5 separate regions of the Mus musculus genome follow, and all the other regions are linked to region 1. A link is a loop called in an ENCODE intact Hi-C map of the cell type or tissue named here. Cell type or tissue: heart. All regions are shown on one strand. Links, peaks and the distances in the headings refer to the core of each region. The heading gives the core; the rest is flanking DNA.

Evidence for each region. Hi-C counts contacts between places; a loop is a spot of excess contacts. Peaks named below come from ENCODE experiments on the same cell type or tissue, not always from the same donor. Only the 100,000 strongest peaks of a DNase experiment are listed, where the experiment ranks them.
Region 2: a loop joins it to region 1, with 5 times the contacts of the local background. A loop is called at or near these places in 22 of 42 quality-filtered maps.
Region 3: it touches region 1 in a loop (4-fold over the local background); 22 of 42 quality-filtered maps call a loop at or near these places.
Region 4: it touches region 1 in a loop (3-fold over the local background); 13 of 42 quality-filtered maps call a loop at or near these places.
Region 5: a loop joins it to region 1, with 1.9 times the contacts of the local background. A loop is called at or near these places in 5 of 42 quality-filtered maps.

The regions. Positions count from the first base shown.
Region 1 is chr2:27,122,433-27,128,522 of GRCm38, reverse strand. All of the region lies in intron 1 of Fam163b (family with sequence similarity 163, member B), which reads left to right. Among named protein-coding and RNA genes, the nearest start is that of Fam163b, 17 kb to the left of the region's middle. In heart, for the core only: CTCF peaks have their summits at 2,358 (motif pointing left) and 5,216; a DNase peak (open chromatin) is centred at 2,362; H3K27ac peaks cover 654 bases; H3K27me3 peaks cover 1,112 bases.
Region 2 is chr2:27,225,584-27,231,673 of GRCm38, reverse strand. It overlaps Sardh (sarcosine dehydrogenase), which reads left to right. Exons shown (of 21, transcript NM_138665.2): 9 at 817-903; 10 at 1,146-1,236; 11 at 3,289-3,430; 12 at 4,514-4,597. Among named protein-coding and RNA genes, the nearest start is that of Sardh, 19 kb to the left of the region's middle. In heart, for the core only: a CTCF peak has its summit at 2,655 (motif pointing right); a DNase peak (open chromatin) is centred at 2,034; H3K27ac peaks cover 3,064 bases; H3K27me3 peaks cover 792 bases.
Region 3 is chr2:27,234,927-27,241,016 of GRCm38, reverse strand. It overlaps Sardh (sarcosine dehydrogenase), which reads left to right. Exons shown (of 21, transcript NM_138665.2): 5 at 1,279-1,402; 6 at 1,550-1,650; 7 at 5,435-5,539. Among named protein-coding and RNA genes, the nearest start is that of Sardh, 9.3 kb to the left of the region's middle. In heart, for the core only: CTCF peaks have their summits at 3,484 (motif pointing right) and 5,102 (motif pointing right); DNase peaks (open chromatin) are centred at 3,482 and 5,076; H3K27ac peaks cover 524 bases; H3K27me3 peaks cover 1,088 bases.
Region 4 is chr2:27,040,117-27,046,206 of GRCm38, reverse strand. It overlaps Gm13398 (a long non-coding RNA gene), which reads right to left. Exons shown (of 3, transcript XR_374184.2): 3 at 5,349-6,090. Among named protein-coding and RNA genes, the nearest start is that of Gm13398, 6.5 kb to the right of the region's middle. In heart, for the core only: a CTCF peak has its summit at 2,555 (motif pointing left); DNase peaks (open chromatin) are centred at 1,406, 1,786, 2,516 and 3,676; H3K27ac peaks cover 910 bases; H3K27me3 peaks cover 563 bases.
Region 5 is chr2:27,175,114-27,181,203 of GRCm38, reverse strand. It overlaps Dbh (dopamine beta hydroxylase), which reads right to left. Exons shown (of 12, transcript NM_138942.3): 7 at 3,753-3,896; 8 at 3,452-3,490; 9 at 2,957-3,016; 10 at 100-227. Among named protein-coding and RNA genes, the nearest start is that of Dbh, 13 kb to the right of the region's middle. In heart, for the core only: no CTCF peak of the experiment used is centred there; no DNase peak of the experiment used is centred there; H3K27ac peaks cover 3,381 bases.

The sequences.
Region 1 (6,090 bases), core at 322-5,321:
CCTGGTCTGGCTGAAGCTTGTTCCTCTCCCAAAGCCATTCCGACTTACTGACTCAAATGGACTCAGCTCTCACTCGATGTATGTCTGTTCCCGCCCAGTCTTACCAGTGCCCCCACCCAGATCCAGGGTTGGACACAGTATCCAAGCAGAGACCTGTGACTATGCTCAATGGGTGATTGGGTCCTTTCAGAGAAGCCCTGAGAACTGCTAGAGGCACCTCTGGGGCATATGGGGTTGGGGCAAACCAGCCCAGTCATGCTCCAGCCTCAGCTAGGGATACAGCAAAACTACAAGGAAGACATGGCCGGGCCTTCCAGGTCAGAGAAGCTAGCCACTTGCATGTCCAACACTGTCCTGTCCTGAAACAGAGGGAGCCAGCCAGGCCTCGGAGGGACAGAGTGGGGACCCAAGGAGTAAGACATGTATTCTGAGAGCCTTATGGGCCTGGCCTTGCCTTGGCACTCTTTGGTTAGCACAGGGTCCTTAGAGTGTGGCTCCTATGCTGCTGGCACCAGCACCCTCCCAGAGCTGGTAAAGTGTGTCTGGGACCTACTCAGAAGCCCCCAACATAGACCCATCCACCAGGATATGAGGCCCCAGGGGAATGTAGACAGACTATGATGGGGGACTGGCTGGCAGTGTCTCCAGCAGGTAAAGCTTGGGAGGGAACAGGATAAAGTGAGCACCGGATGCGCCCTGCATCTTTTTCAGTTACTGCCCCACCCCAGCTTCCCAGGACCTGAGCCTCCCAGCCTGCCATAGTGGTAGATTGAAGGCCATAGGGCAGGGGGAAAACCAAGGTGTGCCAAACCTTCTGCTTCTTAAAACACTGGTGGTCTCACAGCTGCCACCACTTGGCAGGGGCATAGCAGCAGCTAATGCAGCTCTGCAGGGCAGCCTAGAGACAGTGAGCTATTGCAGCGCTGCAGGGCAGCCTAGAGAGGGTGAGCTAGAGAGAGTGAGCTAATACAGTGGAACAAGGTAGCCTAGAGAGAGAGCTGGAGCAGGGAGAGAGTGCTAGGCCTTTGAGAATAGCCCAGAATGCTCTAGTCTTGGCCTAACACCTTTTTCAGGGCTTTGCATGGATGCTCGGGGAGCCTGGAGCTAATGCAGAGCAGTGAGACCCAGAGCCTAGACCCAGAGTGCCCTTCAGTATCCTGGCACGTTCATTTGCTGAAAGGTTCAGTGAGTGTGTGTGTGTGTGTGTGTGTGTGTGTGTGTGTGTGTGTATGTGTGTGTGTGTCTGTGCAAATGTGTGTGTGTGTGCGAGAGAGTGTGTGTGTGTGTGTCAGTGTCCAGTGGCTCTCTCAGTCCTGTTCCACACATGATCTGCCAGCAACTTTGCCCACAGGGTGTTTCACAGAGGGATCCTCAGCACAGTTTAGAATTCCTGGTTGGGTTCAGAGTTCTGAACCATGCTGTCAGCTTGGATTTGTGGGTTTTCTTGCACCCCAGGACTGTTAGGCAGAGATGGCAGGGTAGGCAGGGGTCTGGTAAATGCAGTGTGAGTGGGTGTGGCTGGTCAAGCAAGCGGAGAGGGGCCTGTAGACCTGGTCCATCACCACCTATCTATCTCAGGCTAGGTTGGGGGAAGACTAACAGGATGGTGCCCATTCAGCTTGCACTCAACTGTTCTACCTCCCCTTGCCCATCAAGTTGATAGCTTCCCTTTCCACAGCCAGCATACAGAGGAGCCAGCCCTGCAGGCTTCACACCATTGAGCCCTTGAGGTGCATCAGCAGGGGTCTCCAGGCCTCTCTTCAGCTCAGGGGGGTGGTGGTGGGGGGACTTGAATTTAAGGCACCTGGACTTGGCCCCGCCCACCCTGCCTGCAGCTTCCGTTGCTGCTCTCTTTGTGAAGATGTTCCAGCCATGAATAACATGCTGTGAGGGTTAAGAGAGTGTTTGCACGGTTAATTCATGGGGTGATAACAGTTCCAGCTATCCAGGCCTTGCACCACCCTGTCCCTCTCTGCCCATATTCCAGGCCCTGAACTGGAACCAAGAGTTATGCTGAGCTCTTCGGAGAGAAAATTTCACATTATTATTAAACAAACAAACAAACAAACAAACAAACGAGCAGAAAGCCAACAGCAACCAAAAGGTTTTTGAAACCTGACCACTGCACTTTGTTACCTGTAAGAGGAAGAAGGGCAACCCCAGAAAAGCACTGAGTGGAACAGCAGCTCTCTTGACTGGAAGCAGGCAGGGGAGGGAAGGGGCTACAGGAAGTAGACCCCCTCCTCACACTACGTGCTACTGCCACACTCAGCACACACTGGTGCTTTCCCCCACCGACCCAGTCCACACAACAGCATTCCGATTCAGCCCCCCACTGAATGCTACAGTACTGCCCCCTTGTGGCCGGAGGACTGACAACAGGTAGGAAGCCAGTTCGTCTTTCCTGGGGTGGGGTCGGTGATAAGGGAACCTGTGTCCTCACACCTCTAGGCAGCTGAGCCTGGGGATGAGAGAAGACGTCAGCTCTGGGTAGCATGCTCGCCCTCGCTCACCCGTGTTTCTGCTGTGTGACTGTGTGAGCTTCTCTTTCCAATATTGACCTGTGCTATTTCCTGTGTGAAGAATAATAACAGGCCTTTCCCGGATGCCCTAGGGACTGAAGGAGGAGGTGGAGGCTATCACATCTGTCCTGGTGTAGAGACTAACTACGGGGTGTGTGCTTACTGTTATGGAGAGGCACTGGGAAGAGAGCCAGGGTATGTAGTTGAGGTGGTGACCTGTGAAGATTTGGGTTTGGGAAGCCCAGTGGAGAATTTGATAGCAAGGTCAGAGACCCAGCTTGAGTGATTCTAGCTCATGCCTTGGATGTTTCTAGTCATCCTCCTGTTGGAGAGTAGCTATCCCAACTTGGTTAGAGTAGGTTGGCCATTGAAGGGCCAGATATACAGGGATGGAAGCCAAGTGTGTGCAAATCCTTGACAGGTGTGTGACTATCTCAGAGGGGGTGGGAAGGGTAGACCTTTGAGCAGCAGATGAGTTCAGCCGGTCTTTGGTAGTTTGAATGAAAATGGCCCCATAGCCTCATAGGGACTGGCATTATTAGGAGGTGTGGCATTGTTGGACAAAGTGTGTCACTGGGGGGTGGGCTTTGAGGTTTCAGAAGCTCAAGCCAGGCCCAGTGGCTGTCTCTTCCTGCTGCCTGCAGATCCAGATGGAGAACTCTCAGCCACTCCTCTCTCATCACATCTGCCTGCATGCCACCATGCTTCCCACCATGATGATAATGGACTAAACCTCTGAACTGTAAGCCAGCCCTAATGATATGTCCTTTATAAGAGTTGCCTTGGTCATGGTGTCTCTTTGCAGCAATAGAACATTGACTAAGACAGAGTCCTTTACCTTGCTGCCATCTGCATTTCCTCCTAGCCCACTGAGCCCAGAAGAAGCTCACCCCTCACTGAAGCAAAGCTCCTTCTTTAGTGGGGCAGAGCCACTCCCTGTCTACACAGGAGGGAATAAGCTATACTTTCCTATGCCACTTAGCACAGGCCCCTGAACCTCACTTGTGGACACAGCCCACACAGGCTTCCTCGGCCTGAGGCCACCACTCCATGCCTGATTGACAATGGTGTTCATTTGTCTATCAGGTTCTGCAGTCCCAGGAGGGGAATTCTGGCTTTTTCCCCCTGATTGTGTGCAATAGGAGATCAGATAAGGATAGGTTCAAGGTGGGTCCTGTCTGTCACCTTTTTTTGTTTTTATGTATGTGTGTCTGTCTCTGTGTGTCTGTGTGTTTCTCTCTGTGTGTCTGTGTATGTGTGTGTCTGTCTATCTCTGTGTATCTGTGTGTGTTTCTCTCTCTGTGTATGTCTTGTGTTTCTATGTGTGTGTGTGTCTTGTATGTATTTCTGTGTATCTGTCTTTGTCTCTCTGTCTCTGTGTGTGTGCCTGTGTGTCTGTCTCTGTGTGTCTATATGTCTTTGTCTCTGTGTGTGTCTATGTGTCTGTCTGTCTCTGTGTGTCTGTGTGTAATTAATACCATGTCTTCCTCTACTGTTTTCCGATATTTTTAATAATATTTCTTGAGACATCATCTCTCATTGAATCCTCGGTTTGCTGATTTTACTGACTATCTGGCTAGTTACCTCCCTGGTACTGGGGTTCTAGACCGAGCCACCACACAGGCTTCTACATGAGCACTGGAGACCAGACTGCTTCTCATGCTTATACAGCAAGCACTTTACAGCAAGCACTTTTCCCAATGAGCCGTCTTCCCAGCCCCCACTTTCCCTCTTGCTCTCCCCTACCCTCCACGTGTTCTCTCCAACTCTCTGTACCTCAGGGAGACCCAAGAGAGGGCATACAAGCCCAGTCTAGGAAACTGAGTCCTAGATCAGGCAGAAGCTGATGAAAAAAAAAATCTGCTGGCTCCTGGAGTAAACCCACCAAAACAGGGCCCAACAGGTTCCAGCCATGTTCATGAGGCCAGCAATCACTCACACACCCAAGGAGCCAGCTTCAGCCCTCAGCCAGCAGCTTCATCCCCTCTGTACCCCACCTAACCCCCACCCCTCTAATCTCTGCATCCCCATTCCCAAGCCTGGGTCCTTTACTATGGCTCTGGGGTGGGAAGTTGGTTCTCTGGGGTTCAGGCAGAATGGAGACTCCTGCCAGAGGTTTGAGACAACCCCAGCTGTGTAGGGATCTCAAGAAGTGGGAAAAACCCAGTCCCACTCCCATTTCCTGCTTCCTTACCATCCTGGGCTTCTTCTCTAGGGCATGCTTTTACCCTGGAGAAGCCTGGTTTCTTCTCTGCTCCTGTCTTCACGCCCACCCTCATAGCTCTGCTGCCCAGCTCTGAGCCACACTCGTGTGGATGGGGACAGGACTTTTTTCCTCGGGAATTCTCTGTAGGTGAGACACTTTGGCTTTGGGTCGGTTGGAGCTGATCAGCATGAAGCCTTCTGGAGTGGAATCCACAAGGCTTTGAACTGCAGGACGGTTCCTCCTGCCGCACAGTCTCAGTCCACTGGATATCGGCCTCTCTCTTCGCTCAGTCCACTGGGTATAGGCAATCTCTCTTCGCTCAGTAGGTGGTCTCACTTTCCAGGTCTCTTTATTTCTATAGAATATGGGTCAGGTTATCTCTGCAAGGAGATTTCAGAAGGCCTGGGCTTCTGTTGACTGGTTCCCTCAGCCACCAGGAAAAGTTATCCACCTAGAGGGAGCCCTAGAGTGAGATGGGCTTGCCCACCAGACATGGCTAGGCTCAGTGATCTGGTTTGACTGAGTTTTCGGCTGGGGTCTGAGAAGATATTCCACCTACGACACCCTGGAGAAGGCTGGTGGAATGTATGGGTCCCTATGTTCCTTCTGGGGGACACTTCAGGAGTGCAAGCCACCAAGCAGGCAAGCTCAGGGCATCTGTGTATCTTGTGCCAACATCTTCCTAACCAATCTTACGTCTAGGTGCATTAGTCTCCTCATTGTGGGAATTTTATGGGGTCCTCTACAGATTATGAACCCCTGGGAACCTTCCTGGGTCCTCAGGGCCCTGGTGGAGCTGAGAGGGGAGGGGGACAAATCCCAACCCTGCTGGCAGCTGCCCCCTGTCAGCCCTCCCTTGTGGTGGGCTCTGGTTAGTGTCTCTGAGACCAACCCAGCCACACAGAGCTGCTGAACACTTTCCCATCTATTTATTATTGAACGAACGCAGGAATCTGGGAGCCTGCAGAGCGTGAAATTGGGAACAAATGCAGAAGAGGTCTAGACAGGAACCCCGTAGGCCGCTCTTTGCTCGCTCCGGACCGCAGGGCCCTTGGGCTTCCAGGTAGCAGAAATACTTGTAACCAGACAGATGTGTATGGGGGAGGGAGAGGGTTCTGAGTCCCCATAAGCTCTTGCCCAGACTCTGGCAAGGAAAAGAGGCTGTGAGGCAGCCAGCCTGGATTCCCAGACAGAGCCAACCCTCTCTATCCCGGCCTCAGTTTCTCCATCTGGAGTAAGCAGTAGTAGTACCTCACAGGGTTGGAAGAGACCCTCATTAAACCAGCAAGTTCCAGGCTCTCATGCTGCACTACCATAACCCGGGCAGCTGGGTTTGCTAGGCTCTCAATTCTGGTGCCCTGT
Region 2 (6,090 bases), core at 387-5,386, 100 kb before region 1:
AGTTCATAGCATACAGGATTGTGGGGAGCATCTGGCTTACCTTGGGGTACTTTCTATGAGACAACCTCATTTTCGCTTATTTGACTGTTTGATTTCTGTCTTTCTTGCTGTTCGATCAGCTCTACTGGGTGGAATCTGTCTTGCGTAGAGCTTCCTCCCAGGGCCAAGCATATGATAGGTGGGGTACAGCTGTTTGTAGGTTCACCCAGCCCTGGAGAGTCAGTACTGGGATCCTGATTATTCAACAGAGGAAACAAAGGCACAGAGAGGCAGAGCGGCTTGCTTGAAGAGTTAAACAGATGAATTCATGACTATGGCTACAGTTTCCTCTGATCTCCGAGGCACCCTGATAGTAAAGAAAATGCATTCATTCATTCATTCATTCATTCAAGAGCACTTGGCTAGCCTCCATGCTAAGCCTGGGTACATGGTTGTTAGCAAGGTCTAGTCCTCATTCTTAATGTTCAGTGGGCAATGAATGACAGAGAAAGATGGTGGTTCATTGAGGGAAGTTGCAGCACTATGATGGGTCAGAGGAATGCCACTTGTTGGTAGGACAGTGACAGTGTTCCTGAGATGAATTTGGGCCCATGGGGTAGACCTGGTTAGAACATAGGTCAAGTGCTTAGGAGAACAAGAACAGGAGCAATCTGGGAGGCTCCCTGGAGGTAACAGTATTATTACCTTGGGTTATAAGGATGGAAGGTTTCAACAAAGGAGGTATCCAAGGGCTGCTTCTGAGTCCCTATTGTCCTAGGACAGACTACCTCAAGTGCCTGAGGCCTGCAGCAGTCTGAGGCCTCTCCTTCTTTTCAGAATCCTTCACACCTGACCATAAGCCCCTGATGGGGGAGGCTCCTGAACTCCGTGGCTTCTTCCTTGGCTGTGGCTTCAACAGTGCAGGTGAGGGGGCATATGCGGGTGAGGCCCCATATCCCTGAGCCCGGGAGGTACTCCCCCATGGTATAGAGATTGGGGGTGGGGCTGTGTGTGGTGCAGAGTGCAACCCTGCTAGAAGGCAAGTAGCCCCTCAACATCCAAGTATGAGGACAGGGTTCATGTGGGGCTGCCTGGAGATAGGGGCTTACAGTTGGATGGGGGGGGCAAGGGAAGCAGGTTGTAGCCCTGCATTTCTGTCTCACCAGGCATGATGTTGGGTGGTGGCTGTGGACAAGAGCTGGCCCATTGGATTGTGCACGGGCGCCCAGAGAAGGACATGTACAGCTATGACATCAGGCAAGTATGGTGGCTGGAGTCAGAAGGCAGGGTAGCTGGTTGGGACAGCAGGACACAGGGGCGAGGGCTGTTTTAGGAAGGAACCTTCCTTGAGACCCAGATGATCTCTTGGAAGTGGAGGCATCAAGGGTGGAAGGGGAGAAGGCAATGGTTGGTAGGTGTCATGGAGGAGCGCCTGGGTTGGGCAGTCCGTAGTCTCTGTGTGTCCAGGATCTCTTGGCCTGGGTCCTACCTGACCCACTATCCACACCAATAGGATTCCATCATTCTATGGCACAGTCTCCTCGGGGAGACTGTGGCTAGGGAGACGGGCCTAGCCAGGATCATTGTTAGTGTGAAGGACCAGGAGCTGAGCTGAGTCTGGTGGCTCTTTCTTCAATCCAAGGCCTGACATGAGTCAGACTCAACACTGGGCAGGCTCTGCCCTATGGTGCAGGACAGTCAGCATGGGCAGGCTGGTGTGGGCACAGAGAATGACTTTGGGTCTGTGTGGAAGCTCTGGGCACTGAACCATATAGCTTGGGCCAAATGCTGATGGCAGGAGCCTGAAGGCATCCTAGGGCTCTATGGCCTGCTGCAAGGGCTCCCAGGCAAGCAGCAGGAGACTGCCATTCTGTCTGACCCAGGCTCCATGACTCATTCATAGAATAGTTTTATTGACCTGTGCAGTATGGTCCGTTGCCGGGGCCATACCAGGCACTGCAAGGCACCATAGGGACTGAGCAGCTGGGCAAGAGACTGTTTCTTGGTCTGTTGTGTCTGCAGTTAGTATGTGCTCTTGGCCAATAGTCCCCTGAAGGAACCCAGCTGCCTGTTGACCTGATACAGGGACACAGTTGGGTGAAGGGACTGCTGGCTCAGCTCAGGATGTCCCACAGCCCTGCCAGCTTGTCTCTTCTTGGCTAGATGAGAACATTGCACCCATGAGGGAGGTGATGTCTGTTGCCACAAAGACAGATGGCCGGCTCTGAAAACCCCAGAATGCCACCCCTACCCAGCTTCTGGCGCTGTGAGGTCTGCTCTATACCCCCTCAGAGACTGTGCAGCCACGCTTAAACTTTCCCTCCTGGAGATGAATGTTCTAGAAATGATACAGCTGCAAGAGGCTTTAGGGAAGGGTCTGTTCATACTCCTCCCACTGCAAAACATAGCGGGATGACCTGCCCTTCTCCAGCTGTGTGGTCAGAGGCACAGGGCCATTCTCAGTGCTACCCCTTCCAGCAGCAAGGACCAGATCAGCTGGGATCATCTGTACCTGTGTAATATACCTGGGGACCCACTGTAGACTGAGAGAGAGAGAGAGAGAGAGAGAGAGAGAGAGAGAGAGAGAGAGAGAGAGAGAGTAAGAAAAACAGAAAGAAGAGAGAGACACAGACACACAGAGGGAGACAGACACACAGAGAGAGCCAGAGGGGGGCAGTGTGAACCAAAGCCTGTCTCTCTTCAGTGCCACCTGTTTATAACTAGGTCAAGGACATAATATGCTTCTCCACCTTCACCGATGAGAGACCCTCAGTAAGGGACATGTGTAGGGCAGCCAGCATTAGGTTCTAGGTGCTTCTAGATCCCACCTGCAAGGGAAGGTCCCTGGGCTTCCTCAGCACCAGGGGCCCCCAGACCACAGCAGATGCTTCTCTTAAAGCAGAGCAAATGGGTCCCATTGTGAAACCACACCCCCAGATGTGTGGCCTTGGGCTACTCCTTCTCTCAGCCACAGTTTCTGCATTTGTAAGATGGAAAGATGGGCCACTCACCTCCCCGGCTGTTGTGGACATATTTAGTCTAAATTCAGGGTAGTATTTAGCATTATAATACATAGCAAAAGACCAAGTCTCAACACCTGGGCATCTTGAGCCCACACATATGGTTGCCTTACCCTACCTGGCAGAGATCGATCATGGACTGGTCTCATGACATCCTTAGCTGTGTTACTTGTGAGAGAGGTGGTTTGTGACTGAGTAAAGAGGCTAACCCTGGCCCAGATTTGGTGCAGGTTGGATCCTTGACAGGTTGTCCACAAGTGGTGATCCATCCTCTTTATATTGGTGGCAGGCGTTTCCATCACTCGCTCACGGACCACACCCGCTGGATCCGAGAGCGCAGCCATGAGTCCTATGCCAAGAACTACTCGGTTGTCTTCCCACACGATGAGCCACTGGCAGGACGCAACATGAGGAGAGACCCCCTGCATGAGGTATGCAGGCACGGACAACCTGAGGAGCCTGGAGGGCCTTGGCGGTTGGGGTGACAGACACTTGTGGGATATTCTACTGTAGGGCTGTGCTCCCTGAGGTCTGTGTCGGGTGCTGTGGCAGGGTTGGGTGGAAGAGACTAGTTTCCACAGGGGCTTTAGGCCAAGTGGAGAGACAGATGTCCTGAAAGCAGCCTCCGGGTGGTGGAGATAGCTCAGGTGGTGCAGTGTTTGCATGTAAGCATGAAGAGCCCACATATAAAAATGGGCCTTGTGCCTCAGTGATCCCAGCACTGGGGAGGCAGAGACAGGAGGGTCCTAGCCTAGTCAGTGAGCTTCAGGTTCAATGAAAAACCCTCTCTCATAACACAAGGTGGATGGCATGTGGGAACTTCCAAGGTTGTTCTCTGTCCTCCACACAGATGTGCACACACACACACACACACACACACACACACACACACACACGGACAGATGGACGGATGGACATGGGTGTCTGCCCCAGGGCTGCAGCAGTGCAGGAGGTGGGGTCTGGGTGGTAGAGGGCATGGTGAGTATGTACAGGCATGTATCAGAGCAGCCAGGCTGAGCATAGAGAGAGACAGACATCTCACCACAGTCTTCTTGGGATACCATCTCTGTTTTCTGGAAGACTCAAGATCAAGTTGTCCCTGACATGGTTCCTGACTAAAGCCTTATTGGCTGCAGACAACCACTGTCTTGCTATGTCCTCTTTAGAGCACAGCACATCCCAGCAGGTCCTTCTCTGGACTGGCACTCTGGGATTGGGACCCACTCTTTGATCTTATTTAACCCCAATGCTCTCCCTATAGGCTCAGTCTCTGGACTATGAGACTAGTGGTTTGGGCTTCAGTATATGTGCTGCTGGGGGGCAGGCACAGCTCAGCACATGGCAGCTCATTCTCTAGATTATGGATTCTTGTGAGGCAAGGGCGCTGTGGGAGCTCTGGGGAGGAGCAGCTACCTGCTTCCTTGAGCACTCTTGGGTATGAGTGGTAGGTGCCCTGGCTCCGTATCCTGTGTGGTGTCTGGCCTTGTGTGATGGGCTCTCTCTGTCTTCACCAGGAGCTGCTTGGACAAGGCTGTGTGTTTCAAGAGCGACAGGGATGGGAACGGCCGGGATGGTTCAACCCCCAGGAAACAGCTCAGGTGAGCAAAGACTCTTGGCCACCGGTTTATGTAACTGGGAGGCCCTGGGCCTCTCATACCCCTTTCCATCTCAGCATCCTCCCAGCCACCCAAGTCAGGCTGATCCAGTGTGCCTCAGGCTGTGGCGACAGGTCAGTTGTCCGCACCCAGGAAGCTGAGAGAGTCCTGAGCACCTCAGCGGTAAGACTCCTTTAAAGGCTTGCTTGCAGTGGCCCGGCTTTCCACACCCACATGGGCACGCCCTGGATGCCAGCACAGACTCACAGTGTGGACAGACTGGAGGATCCCCCTGAGGAGGAATGCAGGCCCTTTCACACACTGTTCGAGAATGTATATTTGGCAACACCAACTGTTAGCTGCTGTTAGTGGGAGGAACTGTGCCTCAGTGTTTCAGTTTATCCACTGAACCATCCCACACGCTGGCCTCTGGGATGCTGTAGGGGTCTCCCCAGAGCTTCCTAGGAACAGCCCCTGAGAGCAGACTACAGAGGCTTTGAGGCCCACTTGTGTGCAAATTAACCCTTTCCTGCAGATCAGCCCCATCGCGTTACAGCGTGACCCTCATCCGGCTTCTCAGTTAGCCAGGTCCACGACTCACTGCAGGGCAAACTCAGGGCCTCAGTAACAGGGCCTTTTCTCTCACTGGTCCTGGAGGCAGAGTCGGCAGGGTGGGCTCAGAGCCTCAGTCCTGGAGGTCTTAGGCAAGGAGAGGTACTTAGTGGGATGGGAAGCCTCGTGATCCTCCAGTGAGAAGACTTTATATCCTACCCAGGAGCCAGTCTGGAAAACCTTGTAGAGTTAAAGCAGATGGATATTCCTTCTAGGGCCTCAGAGACCAGGGGAAGTATGTTTGGCTGGAGAAGGAGAGATACTGGGGAGGGCCTCAAAGATGTCATGGCTGACAGGGGCACTGGGCATAACAGGTTAACTAAGGTAGATCCCCGGTTCCCGGAGTTCAGCTCTTATCCCTGAAAGGTGAGTGAAGCCTACAGTTAGAGTTGCAGCTGTGGAAGAAGAGATTCATAGATTCTTTATTCACCTCTGCAGTGGGGAGGAAGCCACTCAGAGCCTGAGGTCACAGAGGAGGGGGACAGGGAAGGCATCTGACCCATGTGACAGATCTCAGGGGATGGTGGGACAGTAGAGAGGAGCCAGACACTTGTGCCTTCTCAGAGTTTCTTAGGAACAGTCACAGATACCAGTCATACCTGCCTAGCTTCATGCCCTGGCTTCTTAGCTTGGTCTAAACCTTGGGGCGAATTTAACCACCTGGAATTCAGATTCCCCCATCTGAAGAATGGGTGGCCCTCCTTGGGAGTTTATGTGGGCCCTTTGAGTGGGGATTTCATGACACCATCTCTGTGGTGGCTCCTACCCACACTTTCACCCTTCCCCTGATGTCCCAGCATCAGGCGGAAGTACTCACAGTTGCCCAAGTTCCTCTCCAGCTCACTTGGTATCTAGGCTTTTCTCTATCCTCCAGTCAGAACCAG
Region 3 (6,090 bases), core at 703-5,702, 110 kb before region 1:
GCCATCTTTGTGGAAGCAGTGAGCTCCAGGTTAAGTGAGAGAGCCTATCTTAAGGGAACAAGGCAGAGAGTGACAGAGGAGGGCACCAATGTCCCTCTCTGGCCTCCAAATGTGCTTTTGTGCCCCCACTTTCATGTTTGATGCTGTGATAAAACACCCTGACAAAAAATAACTTAGGGAAGGAAAGGACTGACCAGTTTTTTTTGTTTTTTTCGAGACAGGGTTTCTCTGTGTAGCCCTGGCTGTCCTGGAACTCACTCTGTAGACCAGGCTGGCCTTGAACTCAGAAATCCGCCTGCCTCTGCCTCCCAAGTGCTGGGATTAAAGGCGTGCGCCACCACTGCCTTGCAGGGCTGACTAGTCTTACAACCAGGTTATGGTTTTATCATTGAGAAGTCTAGGTAGAAACTCAAGCAGTTAGCCACATCACATCCCACACTCAGGAGCAGACACACACACACACACACACACACACACACACACACACACACAGACAGAGACAGAGAGAGACAGAGACAGAGAGAGGGAGAGGGAGAGGGAGAGGGAGAGAGGATATATGATATATACGTGTACATGTATATGTATATGAATACACCCATGCCCAGCTATCTTCCTTTACTCATGCAGTCCAGACTCAGCATAGGGAATGGTGCTGCCCACCATGGACTAGGGCAGTTAACAACCAAGTCAATTCTCCGTAGATACATTCATAGGCCAACATGATCGAGATAATTCTTCAGTTAAATCTCTCTCACGGTGATTCTAGGTTGAATCAAGTTGACGTTTAAAACCAACCAGCACAGCACACAAAGCTGTCCAGACTCCCACTCATCAAGATACCATACAAACCACATGCACATACCACAAACATGCACACACAAAAAGACAAAGGAAGTAAAAAAAGAGCCCAGCAAGACTGGGCATTTTAGCATGTTTCTGTTTTCATGAAGGAATAAACAGACACACATCTTTTTAAAAACCAAAGTGATGTACAAGTATTTTCTATTTTTCAAATGAATCTTACCTACTAGAAAGCCAGCGATCCCTTGCTGTTTTGAATGAGTATCCCCACCCCTGCCACATCTGCGTAAGTTTTCCAACTAAGGAAGGGAGTGGGCTCTGCTGTCTTGTGATGTGGCTTCCATTTCTCTGGCCAAATGAATCAGGAAGAGTTCCTCACAGAAGCAGTATCCTCTGGTCCCATCCAGTGGATCACAGATGGAGGTCAGGCTGTCAGAGAGCCCCACATGGTTAAGGTGCAGTTTTTTCCCACTTCAGGTCATTGAAAACTGTGCGGTGACTGGCATCCGTGTGCGGACGGACGACTTTGGAGTGCGGCGGGTGGCAGCTGTGGAGACAGAGCATGGCTCCATCCAGACACCCTGTGTGGTCAACTGTGCAGGTTGGAACGCTGTTCCCCTGACTCCCACAGCTCAGGTCCTACCCACAAAGGACGCCTTTCTTGGGTGGGAAGTCAGGGTAGGCAGGAATTCTGAGGTGCCCCGTGCCCACTCGGGTGGCAGCTGAGTGTTCTCCATTCTGCCTCCAGGAGTGTGGGCGAGCAAGGTGGGCCGCATGGCTGGAGTGAAGGTCCCGCTGGTGGCCATGCACCATGCTTACGTCGTCACTGAGCGCATCGAGGGGATCCAGGTAAGTGATGGCGCTGGCGAACTCAGGACTTCCCCTAAAACCCGAGTTTGGACACAGTCAAATGGCACAACCCTCAGCTTTAGACTCCACTTCTGGGTGCAATGGGGACCTTCTGGGTGGTGGCAGACGCTGTGAATTTGATGGTGCAGGCTACTTTGGTCACCAGGGCCTGGCTTCTCTTTGAATCTCTAGTCTGGTAATCATGGCTACCAAGCTGGGCCATAGGCATCCAGTTTGGCTTTGTTCAGTGTCCTGGGCCTGAGTTTCAGAGAAATCAAGTGTGCTAAGTCCTGACTTATGACTCTGGTTCCTGGCACACAGCACCTCTGAGAGCCTCTGCTGAGGGAGCCCCAGACCTTGTGTGCCTCCCGCTCTCCCCTCTCTTGGTCTTCTTTCCTATGTTGTTGGCTGGGACTTTTCTGGTGCCTTACCACTGATTCCTCGTTCCCCTCACCAATCATCTGAGCACATCTTCCTCTTCCCTCTTGCCTCCTCCATCAAACCCACTACTTCCCCATCACGCCTTCCACCCTCCTCTCCTCTTCCTACCTTCTTCCCCTCTCTTTTATCCTCCATCATTCTCTTTCCATCCCTCTATCCTTTAAATCTTTATCTTATGTGCACTGGTGTTTTGCTTGCATGCATGTCTGTCTGTGTGAGGATGCTCACACACTTATGAGCTGCCGTGTGGGTGCTGGGACTAGAACCCCGGTCCTGGGAAATCAGTCAGTGCTCTTAACTCTGAGCCGTCTGCAGCCCCCCTTTATTCTTTTTGCCCTCCCATCCTTTTCTCACCATTCATTTCTTTCCTTCTATCCTTCTTGCCACCCTCCCACCTTCCATTCCTCCTCTATGCCTTCTTCCATCTATGCAGCCACTCCCCCATCCCCTTGTTCATCATCCATCTTTCCATCCCTTCTTTATTGCCTTCCATCCACCCACCCATCCATGACCCATCCCTCCTCCCCATTTACCATTCCCTTCCTCTATTCCACCATCATTCACCTACTTGCTAATTCTTTCAATGGGCATCTAATCCTGTCTCCAGCCAGTACTGACTGGAGGGGCTTCATGTTCCAGACCCTGCTCCGGGTGGTGGTGGGGAGAGAGAGACCCCCCACCCCAGTTTTTGCTTGAAGAGAAAAGGGGATCCTGCAGATAAGCAAAGGAGCAACTCCCAAAGGAGCCTCGAAGGGTTCTGGAAGGGAACCCTCCCAGGGTTCAGAGGCCCAGTGTAGGGCAGAGCCTGTCCTAAAGGACCATACAAAGTCACACAACTGACTTCCCTTAGGCCAATCAAATGTGGCTGGGCATGGGCTGCCTAACATCCCTAGCCAAGACTGGAGGACCAGTTGATCTTTTGGTAGCTCCTTGGAGGAGGAGAAGGCCACACCTCAGTGGGGATTTGAGGATGATGGAGGAGGTCACAGAGCATTTGGTTTTGATTTTGATTGACATTTCAGAGATCTAAGCCATAGGTTGTGGGGTGGGGATAGCATGAGAAGCCAGATTGCTCTTGTTTAGGGCCCAGTGATGATAGTCTTAGACAACTGCACACCTCCTCTTGCCCATGCTAGAAGCCTTGTTCCTAGGGCCTGCCTCCCCCACTTTGCATGAACCTGGCTTCCTTTCCGCCTCCAAGATGTGAAGTCTGGACGTTTCACAGTGTGAATGTAGGGGATAGCACAACAAAAACCTGGGTCTGGTCGGCTCCTGTCATTGTTCCTAGAGTAACTCCCCCTGAACACACAGTATGTCCTTACTCACAGAGACACCATGCTGACCCTGTACCAAAGGTCAGAGCTGTGGGGAGAACTTATTCCTCAGGTGGCCACCAGGGGTCACTCTCTGACCATAAAGGGCCCCAGGAGCGCCAGCCTAAGCCTGAGAAGGTGTAAATGGGAGAGGGGGGCAGTGGATGTGTCCTGGGTTGAGGGTAGCCACAGGGTGTCCACTGAGGGGCACCACTCCTCACTCCTAGCTAAAGTCTCCCTCCTGGGAAACATTAGGACAGCCTGCAGGTTCATTTATCTCCCTCCCATGAATCTCAAAATCAGAGCCAAGCTGCAAGGTCCCGGAGTGCCTGTGGGTATGCATATGGATAGGGCTTCGCTGTTTTAAGACTGTGCAGGGTACAGTCTGGAGTAATGAGAGAGTTCTCAGGACCCATCCCTCCATAGAGAAGGCTCTATGAGTTTAGCCCTGCCTAGTGCTGGGGCTAGGCAGGAGGCAGAGCCAGGTCTCAGACTTGCCCACTGCTGTGGTTCCACTCTGTGCTGAGGAGAGTCCTAAGGCTGAGGGCTTTGTATCAGGTGTCTTCTTGCCCATGTTAGCTGAGGAAGCTCCCTGCATGTGCTGTAGGATATTGTCCTCCCATAATATCAGGCTCTGGCTACAGACAAGGGCTCAATCAAGGCTTGGGTGTCCATCTTCTGTGGTAGCTTTGAGAAGCTGCTCTGGTCCTAGCCAGCTCTGCTCTGACCTTCTTGTGGCCATGGGCCCGTCCCATTCAAGACATGGTTTGCCCGTTTCTTCATTTTCATCTTCCTCCCATCTGCTTCTGCCGAGTGATGGTTACCCCATGCAGATGCCAAGCCCAGGGCCGAGCCCAGGCTGTGGATTAGAAGTCCACATCTTCCCACTTAGCCTAGGAGGGTGCAGTCATTGTTCTAAGCCTCCAGGTTCCCTTTTCTTCCTTTAACATTTTTATAGCATTCATGCATTTGTGTGTGTGTGTGTGTGTGTGTGTGTGTGCATCTCTGGAGGTCAAAGAATAAGTTATGAGGTTGGTCCTTCTACCATGTGGGTACCTGAGATCAGACATGGGGTTATCAGTCTCAGTGGCAAGCTCCTTTACCCAGTGAGCCATCTCGCTGGGCCAGCTTTCTTTTCCTCTCCCACTCCTTTTCTTATTTGTGCTCAGCCTCACCGTCTGGGTCTCATGTAGCTCAGGCTACTCTTGGGCTAATTTTGTAGTCAAGGATGACCTGGAATCCCTGATCGTCTAGCACCACGACGCCCAGTCCATGCAGTGCTGGAGACAGAACTTGCTGAGGATTTCAAACGTGCTGGCAAGCAGTCTACCAACGGAGCCACAGCCTCAGCGCTGCTTCCTTTTCTGCAGCATGGGTAGTAATTGTGTATGGGGCTGTGCTGAAGCAGAGCAAGGTGATGTGGTGAGCAAATACTAGCCTCTAGCAGGAGCTCATGGGGGTAGCGATGATGATGTCCAGCAATCAGGCTGACTTCCAGGAGGAAGCAGTCAGCAGGGTTTGAAGCAGCTGGGGAAGATTTGGGGACAGAATTGGAGTGGAGCCATATTGTCCACCCGAGTAGGGTGGACTCCTGTATGGAGAGAGCAGTGGAGTTGCTGGGCAGACACATGTGTGCTGAACCTAGGAGAGGCAGTACTGAGGGGGAGGGACATCCTGCCGAGACAGGAGCATGGGCTTCCTGGCCACCAGGGGTCTCCACAATCCTGTGCTATTTTGCTCTGGGATTCCTTTATCTTTGGAGTATTAGTGCTGCTGGTCTTGGAAGGGCTGACTGTTATTATTTTAAAACAGTATTTAGTTATCGAAAATATGGCAGTGCTTCTGAAAGCAGTCCTGAACTCAGGCACTGTGAGCAGGGCCTCTTCGACGTGTTCCTGTCTGTCTCTTTCTGCTCATCTCCAGTGTAGGCGAAGGTGCCACAGTCCACCCAGAGCTGGGCCTTCCCCAGTGCATAGGGACCAGTCCTAAAGGCTGCTTGAAGCTTGTGGTCTCTCTGCTTTGCCTTCCAGAACATGCCCAATGTCCGGGATCACGATGCTTCTGTCTACCTCCGACTGCAGGGGGATGCCTTGTCTGTGGGTGGCTATGAGGCCAACCCTATCTTTTGGGAGGAGGTAAGACACCCCCCTCAAGGGTCCCATGGTGGAAAGGCAGAGGTGCCTTGGCCTCACCCAACTTGAGTGCTTCTGAGAGCTAGCACTCAGCTATACCAGAAGCCAGGGTGGGATGGTCTCCCACCTTAGCATGAGACAAAGCCGGGACTCTAGAAGAACTGAGAAATGACCTAGCCCTTTGTTGGCCAGCAGCAATGATGGACCTTCTGAGGCCCCCCCCCTGCCCCTCTGTCCCTCTCCATGGCCACAGTGGGGCCTCAGGACTGGAGGACAATCCAGATGTCCACAAACAGACTGACTAGACGGCGATTCTGGGCCAAATGCCACTTTAGTTCTGGGAAGGGTGGGGGACACTAAGATAATGGCCCCTGCCCCAAACTGTCTGGAGGTAAGGAGTCAAACAAAAGTTCACAGGGTTGAGTAGCGCAATGTGGGTGGTGACTGCACCCCAAGTCTAGTTAGTAGGTCCTAGATCGTCAAAGAGGTCGGGCTGAAGGCACAGGAGGGCTGGATGGCCAGTTGCTAAGGTTGTAGTGGCCTAGGAGTAGCTC
Region 4 (6,090 bases), core at 637-5,636, 83 kb after region 1:
GGGTGAGAGGGCTGCCCTCCCACTCACACCACCAGGACACTCTCCACTCCTGATCCCTGCTCAGACTTCCCTGTAGCTCTCTGCTGGCTCCCTCCAGCCTGAAGGACCTCTAGAGGCAGAATCCTCATTGGTTCCTGTTGCTGTGTCAAACACTGTGACCAGAAGCAACCTGGGGAGAAAAGGGTTTGCTTGACTTACAGGTTACAGCCCACGTCATTGAAAACCAAGGCAGGAACTGAAGCAGAGACCACACAGTGCTATGTATAGTCTTGTTCCCCGTGACTCAGTGAGCTTTTTTATACTGGCCAGGCCCACAGGCCCATACAGCTGGGCCCTCCTATGTTAGCTGGCTACTAACAATTAAGAAAAGGCCCATGGACATGCCCACAGGCCAATCTGATGGAGGAAATTCTTCGGTTGAGTTTTCTTCTTCTCAGGTATGTCTAGGTTTGTTTCAAGTTCACAAAAATTAAACAGGACAGGACAGGCAGCTTTACCTGCTCTGTCATTCAGGTGTCAAGGTCAAACACCCACTCAGGCATCATGTACTCCCAACTGTGTGTGTATGTGTGTTCTGTGTGCACATATATGTGTGCAAACACTCTGATTCCTTCCCGGTCACATGCTCCTAGATTGCCTTGTACACACCTTTCTCTCTGCAGTCACTCATCTCAGGAGGTGTCTGCCTGCCTGACAGAACCCTAAAAGCCAGGACTCAGTATCACAGCCTCAGTTTCCCCTCCAGGTCCTCAGCCCAGATCTAGTAGTTCTCAGAATATGATGTGTGAAGAACACCCAGGTCTTAGCTGTTTGCAGCTTTGTTTATTTTGTGTCTGTGCAGATACACTTGGAGAGGCCAGAGATGGGCCCTGGGTATCTTCATTTATGGCTTGCCACCTTATTTAATTCTTAAACATGGCTCCTCACTGGACCTAGAGCTTGCTGCTTTGGCTGTCTGGCTCACCAGCAAGCCCCCAGGCTTCTGCCTCTCTCTGTCCTGCAGAAATGAGGTTATTCTTGGACCCAGCTTTTACATAGGTGGCGGGATCCAAACCCAGATCGTCAAGCTTGTGCAGCAAGCCCTGCATCTGCTGAGCCATATTTACAACCTCTTATCCAGGCTGTACCAATACTTTAAATTTCTATTTTAACTCACTAGCAACAGAGGTCAGTGGTGATGCTGGGTGAGTTCATGAACTTTCTCAGTTACCCATGTGTGGTAGAGGACTGTAGGTACACCGATAAACAAAAGACCATTGCAGCACCCTGCTGGGCTTCATGCCTGGCTCTTTGGCCACTGTGGTTCCCAATCCACTGCAGGAAACAGTCCATCTAACTTCTGAGATGGCCCTTCCTGGTGGGTTGGGCTGCCACCCGATTCTACAGCAGAGGCTTCTAAAGGGCAGGAAAGTTGGGTGCTGTGTCCAAGGTCAATAAAAAGTGACTAGAGCCTTGACAGCAGGTTCTAACATCCTTTGTCCCTCCAGGGATACACCAGTGTCCTGTTCCAGCATGGTCCCTAAACACACGGTGTCCCTGAGGTGTGGTTTCCCATGAGTACCTACCAGACACCAGCTACACATGCTTGCACACATGCTTGCTTCACATCTGTCCCCTCCCAGACCACCCAATCAGCTGGAGCAAGACAGACAGACAGACAGACAGACAGACAGACAGACAAGAGTTCCCAGGAGAGAGCCTGCCTTGCAGGGATCCATGCCCTGTACTGCAGCCAGCCACCAACACCGCACCCCAGGAATCCTTCCCGGAGGCCTGGCTGCTGCTCGCCAGCCAGAGACTGGAGAAGTCAAGGGTTTCAGCTCCTGCTGGGGGGAAGGCCAAGGCAGCTACAGCTGGGCTTCCCAGAGGCCAGGAGCTGGTTCCAGGTCAAGTCTACACCAGGCCAGCCAGCTTTGGGGGTGAAGTGGAGGAGGAGAACTCTTGCAGATGCCAGTCCTGAGCACCAGTGAGCAAACAGAAGCACGTGGCACTTCATACAGATTAGATGGAGCACTGGATCCTGGGGCTAAGGACCCTAGGTATCCAAGAGAGTGCCCTCTGCACTTCTGAAGGGCCATTTGGTATCGGGACTAGCCTTTCTCTGAGAACCTGCATGTTCTGGAGTATTAGTTAGCCGGGAAAGTGTGTGAGGCTTGCCACACTTAGATCTAGGGAGAGAGGGGTCCTTCACATGAGCCCCACCATCCAAATGCAACCAGGATGGATTCTCAAGCCAGAGTACTGCTGAGCTGCCGGCCATTCCACATAGCCAATCTGCAGCCCGGTCCCTAGGGCCTGGGGGGGGGGGGTTAACGTAGATATGGTGTCTAGACTTTTAAACAGGAGGGATGAGAGTCGAGCTGGGAGGAGCAGCACAAAGAGGGACCTATACTACTAACTAGAGAAAAGAGGGTAAAAAGAGAGATGAGCAGAAGTGCTGGCCGCCCCTGCCTGGATGCTCAGTGCTGCTCAGTCTGGGAACAGCAGTATCTCAGCAGCCTCTGTGATCAGCCAGCAGCAGAGCTCCAGGCCCAGCACAGAAGTGCCCCCTGCTGGCCACAACTCCTATAGGGCCCTGCATTGCACAGGTCATAGGAGTACAGGCCCCAGTACTGAGTATACGTGCACACAATTCACCAGCCCCTGGACACTAGGATCTCCTTAATGGGCAAGGTCCTTCCTTGACAGTACAAAGTAGACTGTGATTTTTGTTTCAGTCTATATCTAGATGAAGGGGACTCAAAAAAAAAACCAACCAAACAAACAAACAAACAAAAACAATGAGAGAGAGAGACAGAGAGACAGAGACAGAGAGACAGAGACAGATAGCCAAGACAGCATCTCCATGGGAGAATCCCCATGATATGATGCATTAGTGTAGTCAGCCCATCTTTAATGCTAGGATACTATGTCCAATTGGCACCACTCAAACAGCACCCTGGGAAACTGGCTGAAGGGAAAGTGCCAGTCAGCTGTGTGTGCAGGCTGTTGCCCTGGTGGATGAAGAGCTAGGCTATGTCTCACTGTGGAGGCTGGATCCCCAGCTTTCAATTCTGCTTACAGTGAGGTCTATGACTGGAGAGAGGAGACAGAACGTGAGGAAATCAGGTGGAAAGGGGCGCCAGTGTGGAGTGCACCCATGAGACCAAATGCAAAAGGGCTCAGCACTGTATGAACCGTAACCACTGCTAGCCGGCTAGGGCTAGGATGTGCTGCTCTTAGACCACGAGAGTCACTCCAACCACCACCTCCACCCCCAGCAGCTTCCAGCAGTGAGGGCATTTGGAGTCTGTTTCTCATCTCAGTTTGCTGGTAAGAGGACAGCTGCAGGGGCAGATCCTGCCTGGATACAGGGTAAGGAAGAAGGCCTCAAGCCCATCCCAGCTGGGTTCTGGAGCTTTCCAGCATCTACCTGGTTCACCCTCTGTAAGGCCAATCCTACCCAGAGGCAAAAAACAGAGCCTTCACTCCCAGAGCAAACCCTGGCCTCCCTTGCGAAACAGTTTCCAGGACTGCGGCCAAATCCTGGGCACCCCAGGGTCCTTTGCTGTAGGTGGGAGGCAATGTCCCCTGCTGGTACAGGACAAAGGACAATAGGGGCAGAAAGGTCACATCACAGTCATAAACAGACAGCCTTGACCACCTCTGCCTCTCCAACCACACACACTCCCTCCCTGGGGAGGTAGTGTGTCCACCTCTGCTCCCCTGAGGTGCCCTCAGGCCTCCCGACAGAACTTTTTGGGGCATCATCTAAACTGTCAGCAAAACAAGATGAAAATTTATTAATTGCTTTTGGCTAGGAGTCCACAGGCCAGCTCCAGCCAAAAATAACTCAAAGGAAGTGTGCCAGGCCACCTGCGGCCCCAGGGGCTCCAACTGGGCTCAGTCTGAACAAGGAGCAGGCAGGGTCTTGACCTGACCCTGACGTTGGCTGGTCAGGACGGCAGGAGACTGGTGAATACTCAAGGGAGGGACAGGGCAGAGCAGTGGCACTGTGGCTTAGCCCACTTCTGGCCAGAAGTACCCAGCTATCCAAAAAACGTAATGTCATTCTTGAGCAAGAAAAGCAGCCGTGGCTACGTAGTGGCCACAGAGCTGGCGGCACCCTGGGGAGGGTGTTAGCCACAAGGAGGTGGGTGCCCGCCGGGCAGGACAGGTACAGGTATCAGCTAAGACTCTGCAGGCTTAGTCGTATAGATGAGGAGACAGAGGTTGTAGAGGGCAAGTCGCACTGGGAGGGTTCGATCCCGGGTTACCCCAGGAACAAACAGGAGCTGCTCTTAGGAGCCTAGGTATAGAAATGGATGGGGCAGTGGAGGGGACAAAGCAGCTTCCCCTGTTCCCTCTTCCTGCCCCTATGTAAGATGTTCCTAACACCTATGAGTGGGTTGGAGTCCTATAAATGTGTCAGGAATGGAGGGGACATACAGGAAAACAGGGGTCTCCCAGAACATGGCTCCCAAGGACGTCTGCCTTTCAAGGATGAGCAGTCACCCGGCCCGGGACACCGGCCTCTGCACAGGTGCCCAGCTGTAGTCTGTGTGCTGATCCCTTTTCTTGCCCCATCTGTTACCCCGCCCCTTTTTCCCCATAGCTGGTGATCCTCCAGCACTGTGAGTTGACCTTGAAGAACCTTACAGGAGGCTAGAAAGAAGATGAGGAGTAGCCAGGGGTCCCAGGGCTGTCCCAGGCACTTGGTAGCATATGGGTGGATGACCTGGCACTGCTCATCACTGCCACAAGGATGGTCTCAGCTTCCTACCCTGGGCTGCCTTTCCCCTCCTCATCCCTGTCTTTCCCCTCTCAGATGATTGCTGGCCTATCTAAGAAAGGCAGCCAGGCAGTAGCACCATCCAACTGTCCTGAGAGCCACCTCTGCCTGCCTCTGAAGACAGCAACACTATGTCTCCCCCTTCCCTCAGGATACATAGGTGATGCAGCGAGGGTTACTGGGCTCTGGAGCATACCACACGCACCTCACAGTGCTTAAAACCCTTTATCCCAAGTGAGAAGAAAGTCAACAGCCCCAGTTTATCTGATAGAAAGCCCAGGATTTTTCTATCTATAGCCTAGTGGCAACCCTGCCCAGAACCTGTGTCCACTTAATAAGTGGAAAAGGTCACAGCAGTGTTGAGTGTCCACCTGCTTCCAGCTACTCTCTTCCATAACAACAGAAAGCCATGTCTGCCCCAAGGAGGCACTGGTCTTGCGCCTGTGAGCCCCTTGCACTCTCCCTGTAAGTGTTCCCATGTCTGACCTGGCTCATAGGCAGTTTTACTCCAGCTCTTGAGAACACTCCTTCCCACCCCTTCACCCCTGCTGCTACCGTAGTACAAACACCACACGGATAAATGCATACACATGTATAATTATCCTCATGCATACATAAATACAGATGTACATAGACAAACATTCATATCCACGTGTGTATCCATACACTGTCTCTCTATAAGCCTCTGGAGGAAAACTCCAACCAGCACCACTCCTGGATTCTCTCACATGCCTGGTAAAGTCCCCAAGTCCATCCTGTGCAACAGCCAACTCACCCAAAGCACATATTTTCCTAAGCTCAGGCATCTGGCTGCCCAGTGCTCCCTGGTGCTCCCTGGAGGTGCTCCCTGGAGGTGCTCCCTGAAGACAGGCAGGAAAAAAACCTGAGGCAGAACCACAATGTTTACAGAATGGGCCACTGAATTCTATAAAACAATATTTTCCTTGCAGATGCAATTTCTTCCTGGCCTGCATTCTCCCCAGGTACTTTGTGCTGATGGGCTGGGCACTGAGAATCCAGGAATGGGGCCAGACAGAGCGAGCTGGCCACTGGAGACCTGGAAACCACAGGGCATTTTCATGAGTCCTATTTAACAATGCATGCACTTGCCCTGGCCTGCATGGGTAGCTTGTTGGCACTGGAACTGTGGTAGAACCTGGATTTCAGGCAGGCAAGCCTGGAAGAGCTTCTGTCCACGGCCCAGCTCTCCTGAGCTCCCCGAAGCCTGCAGTCGTCACGATTTCCAGGATGCTGCTGCCATCCATGCCTGACAGAAAGGACAGCGGTGAGCGCAGTCGTCGAGGGAAAGGGCACTGATG
Region 5 (6,090 bases), core at 696-5,695, 52 kb before region 1:
ATAGGAGAAGATGTGGGGCAGGGAGCATGGTGCAGGGTACAGGGTACAGAGGCTGTCCATGCTGGGTTCCCCAGGGGCAGAAAGCAAAAAGTGCTTCACCTGTTTACCATGTGGAAGTATTTCTGTAGGAAGCCGTCGTCCACGGCACTCTTGCAGAGTTCCAGCTCTGTCTGGGGGTAGTAGTGCACATAGTTGACACACATCTCCTCCAAGATTCCAAACCCCCCCTGCAGGAGAGAGAAGACCCCATCAGCCCTCAGCACATCGCTCTCAGCACCCTGCCTGTTTGTGGCTTTCTTGTGACTACTTGTTTGCCTTCTTGCAGCAGGGTAGCATCTAAAACTCCCCTGCCCCCAGGATAGAGCCAAGAGGGAGGTCCCCCCCAAAACTCTCCTGTCCCCAGGATAGAGCCAGGAGGGAGGTCCCCCCCACACACTCATGGGGTTTGCTAATGGTAGGGAGAACAGAGAGAGACCCAGTGAATAGGCACCAGATAGTGACTTTTTAAAAAGCCAGAAACAAAATGACAGAGCCTTGCTGTTCCTATCTTATGGGTTACCGCAACGGAGTCTTAGGGAGCAGGGGACAAGACCCCATGACCCCAGTGGGAACTGACCTCCCTACATATTACAAACCTCACTGGCTAAAAGTCATATTGGTACTGCAGAGATGCTAGTACAAGGAACAGTCTCAGGAACCCAGGCCACCTAGCCACACTATGGAAGGGACAGAGCAGGTGACATTCCTACTGCTTACTTTGTGCTCTGAGAGCTAGTGAACTAACCCTGAGTCGGGGTGGGGGGAGAAAGAGCTCCGTCTGCATCAGATCAGTGTCAGGAACGGCGGAGAGCCCAGGCCAAAGCTGTCTTAGCCTCTCTCCAGGATCCTGGCTCTTTGTGAACATGATGTTGGGAGGGAGATTTTATTTGGCTGGTTAGAACTGGTTAAAGATAGAAAGGCCTTCACTAATTCATGACAGACCACATGGGTGGGGCAAAGCTCGGCTGGCCCCTGCTTGGGTGGTTGGGGCCTGGGTATCTCTATGGAGGAGCGGGGGAAGGAAGTTCATCATAAGAAGTTGGCCTGCTCGCTGTGTGCTAGATGGGTCTTCCTGCAGCGTCTGCATGCCCCAAGCCCCCACGCTTCAGTTTTCATAGCTCTCAGTGAGCATGGGGACCCCCAACACTCCCCCCCAGCACTGTTGCCTCAGAGATCAAGAATAAGAACATAGCCTGGATGCCAGGAGTAGATTCTCCTTCCATCCTCTCTCTCACTTTGGGAAGGAAGCTGCATTTCAAAATCCACTATTTCTTTGGATCCACAGGTAGTCCGAGGTGGGAAGCTCAGGTCCGCCTCTGGAAGCTCCCATTTCCTCTGATCTCAGATAAAGCCTCCCATCCCACCCCCGAAGTCCTGAGCCCTAAACAGCCAAGGACTTGTATCTTGAAGCTTGGACTTGAAGACCTAGCATCTGATATTTTAGTTGCTTGCCAGGCCAGTGGCCATAACATCCCAACACAACTAAGGCACTATGAATCAGAAAAGGCAGGAACACAGCCCTGGCAGAAGCGCCTCTAGCTCTCTTCCACCAGTGACTGGCAGGTGCCTCCCTGCCTCTACCCATAGCAGATGCACCTGTAAAAGGAGCCGAGGCCTGTGAAAGCATCTGGGGACATGCTTGCCTTAGATACCGGCACGAGACTAAGACGGATTAAATGTACGGGAAAGAATCCAGCCACAGCAGGCTGCATAGCCTCTAAATCCAGTGATGAGAAATGTCCAGAATAGAAACATCTAGAGCAAGCGGATCTGTGTTGGGCTGGGCGAGGGGACTGGAGGCAATAGCTGAGGCCTGACTGTGTGCATGGATCTGTGAACGTGCTTCCAGGCAACAAGCTGCACACTTCACACACTTCAGCTGTGTGGAATGTGAGTCATCTCACAAGAAGGCTATTTAAAGAACACATGTGAAACAGAGTGGGGAACCCTGGACCGTGGCTGAAGGCCCAGGATACGGTGCAGAGAACAGTGCTCAGTATTGGTAGGAGTTCCCAGGGTTGAGGGATGCCAGGGTGGGATGCGGCCCATGTGCTAATTATTGGGTGTACAGGATCAATTAGAAGGTTAGTAAAATTAATGACTGGGAATAGTGTCCCCACTATTCCCCCACTAAACCATGGAAAACATCCCTCTTCCTTGTCCAACGTGCTCCAGCTGGATGACACATTTCCTGCATATCTCACTTTGAAAATAGTCCTCGCACCAGGTACTCCTCCTCCCTGGGCTATCCACAGTCCAGCCCCAGACAAGACCCAGGTCACTTCCCTAGTGTGGCTGACCCCATCTACCTGCCTGGTGCTGCCCACATCGCCACACTCCCCCACAGCTGAACATCCTAAGAACAACCTTTTTCCTCTGAGGCTCCTGGCTCATGCTGCCAGCCAAAGCTCTTTTCCATCTCTCCCCAACTCTCACATCCTTCCTGTCATCTCTGGGAAATGTCTGCTGAAGTTTCTGTGACCCTGTCATTTTGGTTATCTCCTGTAGCAGATATCTCCCCAGGTGGACTTTTGAATTTCAAAGTACTTCTTGGCTCCCTCCCATGTCAGAGAGACACTGAGCACATGGGTACCAATGAGAGTCCATCTTAGTGGTGCTCAGATGAAGTCCTGAAGCTGTATTGACAGTGTTACCTCCGTGTTGGACTCAGTGGGGTAAGTGCAGAGTCCAGCATGCTGCCTGTGTCACAGGAACTAGGAGTCTGGGGGAGAAGAGTTGCTAGAGATCGGGCTTCAGAAGCTTCCCCTGAGATGGTCGATCCATTCGGGGAATGCAGGAGGGGCAGTCCTGCCTCTGGCAGCCTACACTCAACCCTGGGAATGTTTAGAAATCTTTAAGCAGACTCTGGGCTGTTCATTTCTCTGTGTGGGTGGCTGAAAAAGCCAGTGTGACTTACCACTGTGGCCAGCGTCTTGTTTTCTGTGTTGTATGTGCATGAAGTGATGAGTACGTCCCCCTGGAGAGAGAGGCAGCAGATACATCAGCTCCTGCCCACCCAGTGCAGACAGGGCTGCTCAGCTCACCTCCATGGTGACCAAGCCACTATGATGTGTGACCTCCCAAGAGGACCCCAGCATCCTCCACAGTGAGGTTCCGAATCTAAGCATCCCTGGCACTTATATCCATCAGTGGCCTCATGGTCTGGCTGGCCATGTTGGATCCCCAGTTCTGTGTGGGCAAAGACTACATCTTGGCACCCCCATCTCTTTCCAGTGTTGTCAGGGGATGAAACTCTTTGAGGTTGTGGTTAAGCTGAAGATACCAGGCAATGTCCCCTCTGTGCCATGAAGCCCACATGTACCTTACCCAGCCCAGCTGTGCCTGCCCCTCTGTTCTCTGTCTCTCGGGCACAGTACTGTCCAAATATCTTCTGCCCCAGCCGGGCACTCACCGGGTAGACTGTCACAACCTTCTTCAGCATTCTGATCTCCTGCAATCAGGAAGAGAGGAGATGGAAAGAGCTGTGGACCCTGATCCAATCACCTTGTTCTTCCCCACCAAACCCTCCCTGGGTTTCAGTTCTGCCTGGGGAATGTCAGGACTGACCAAATGTGGGCTTCAATCAGGGGAAGACAAACTCAATCGAGTCATCACCAAGACATTGTAGCCTGGGTCAGGGACCATCACCCAAGGTCAGAGGTCAGCCCTGGGAAACAGAAGGCCTTGGAGGCTGGTGACAGGCAGGTCGTCACCTGGAAGTGGGGGCTGTAGTGGTTGTCCCTGTTCACCACCTTCCTCTCTTGGCCATCCCTGGCGAGCACAGTAACCACCTTCCTGCCCGTCAGGTGTGTATGAAGCTGAGAGGCAAAGATGTGGATTCCGGAGTCCTGCAGTGCCTGTGGGAAGAGCAGAATCAGACACCAGAGGAAAGGGACAAGGACCCAGAGCAGAGGCAGCATCCCTGGGCTTACCAGAACAATTGCTTTTTTCACGTGATTCTCTCTGATCTCTATCATAAACCTGCCAGAGAGTGGCTTGTTCAAGAGCGTATGGTGGCCAGAAGCCCAGGCCCTTGAAACCCCAACCAGCAGCCAGACTACAGAACATGTTCAGGGCAGATGACACCCCTCTCCTTTGGTCTCCTTGGGGGTCCCCAAGAGCTGAGTTCTCCTTCTCCTCAGCCTGCAGACCTCTGAAGCCCTTCCAATGCTGGCAGGATAGGAGCTTCCTTCTTGTGGGCTCCCTGTCAATTGATGTTTGCAATTCCCACCATATGCAGGGGCCCAGGCAGGGACTGTGCACAAAAGGCCGTATTCTCTCTGAGGTCACTGTGACCCTGGTCAACAGCAGTGATGTTGACCACTAAGCCAGTGGCAGAAAGATTGCCAGCCCTAATGTGGGGAGGCCCCCTTTTCTCATTAAGGCATTCGGGCAGTTCCAAGGAACAGTTGTTTCCCTCATCTGTGTTCATATTTTTAGATACCAAGTGTTCTCGGATGGACCATTAAACATGCCACCATTCATGACCCTGCCATGGTCCTTGGCTCCTCTCACACTGCCAGCCAGAGCTGAAGATCCTGGTGCCGGCAGCTGGCATCCGATGACCCTAGACTGCTGTGCTTTCTTCAACTCGTCTGCCTTTACTTCTGAACCTTCTGTCTTGCTCTGGCCGGCTATTGTCCCTGCTTTTCACATTGTGGATCTCTTTATCCCCCTTGCAATGAAAACTGAGGCCTTCAGGACTAAACTGTGACAACATATGCTGTCTAGTGAGCCAGGGTTGCAGGTGTATGGCAGAATGTGATCCATAGACACAGGTCTAAGAAGCCAGCATCACCCCTCCTGACCTGTCCGTTTTGACTTGGGAGGAAAGTTGATTTCTCACCCTGGCCCCAGGCTAAAGCTTTTGATTGAGTATAAGAACAGATGTGTCTCAGCCTGAGAACATTAGGCCTAGCTAATACTTCAAAGACCAGGCGCTCAGGTACGGAGGACTCTTGAGAACAGGTGTCATCCCATGAGTACACTGGGAAGGAACCTTCACTATGAGCTCTGTAACAAAGAAACCTGGCTCCGCAGTGCAGCTTTGGGCTATGTGTCCTCTCTTGGCAGGCCTGGATCTCCCTGTCTTCAGTCCAGGAATATGTACAATTCCATGACAGGTCACTGTAAGAAGCAGGGGGTCAGCCAGCAAAGAAGGCAGGACACATAGCAGACAGTAAAGTCACATCTGTGACATCAAAAAAGCTCCAGACAGTAAGACTGATGGCAGGCAGCCAGAGGAACTTGCAAAGGGCGAGAGCAGATGTTAGCAGAAATGAACAGAGGCTGCAGACAACTGAGAGGTGCAGGTCTGTGCGCTGCCTGCCCTCAGACCACGGGCAACCATCACAACTGCCACAGCATGAGTGCGAAGACGTCACCGACAGTCTAGGGAGGGCTCTGTGAGATCCCCATTGCTGGCTCTCCCCGTCCTTACTGAGTAGACCTCCATGTAGGAAATTCCTCACCAGCTCCACAGCAGCTTCTTGCCAGGTGGGAAGAGAGCCCAGCTAAGACAGCGGTGCAGCTGAGAATGAGGGCAGCCTGGCACAGGCAAGGAGCCACTGTCTGCTTGCTACAGAAGCCGAGGCTCCTGCTATGTCACCTTGTGCTTGCATGGCCTCAGGGACACTGGGTACTTTGCTGCCTCCCCTAGTCCCTGCTTGGTGAAACGTGATATGAGGGAGGCTGCACAGCCTGTAAAAGGTGAGTCCCATTTGGAAGTTTGGATACTCCTATAACAAAAGCAGTTAAAATGTACTGTGTGGGGTTACACAGAGATGGCTCAGCTGCTAAAAGTGCTTGTTGCTCTTTCAGAGGACTTGGGTTCAGTTCCCAGCACCCTGGTTGGAAGGCTCACAACCACCTAACTCCATCTTCAAGGGATCCAATACCCTCTTCTGGCCTTAGCTAGAACACACACACACACACACACACACACACACACACACACACACACACATGCGCACACACAGAGAGAGACAGAGTGACAGAGCCAGAGAGAAGGAGGAGGAGCATATAATCAAACACATAAATAAACATTTTTAA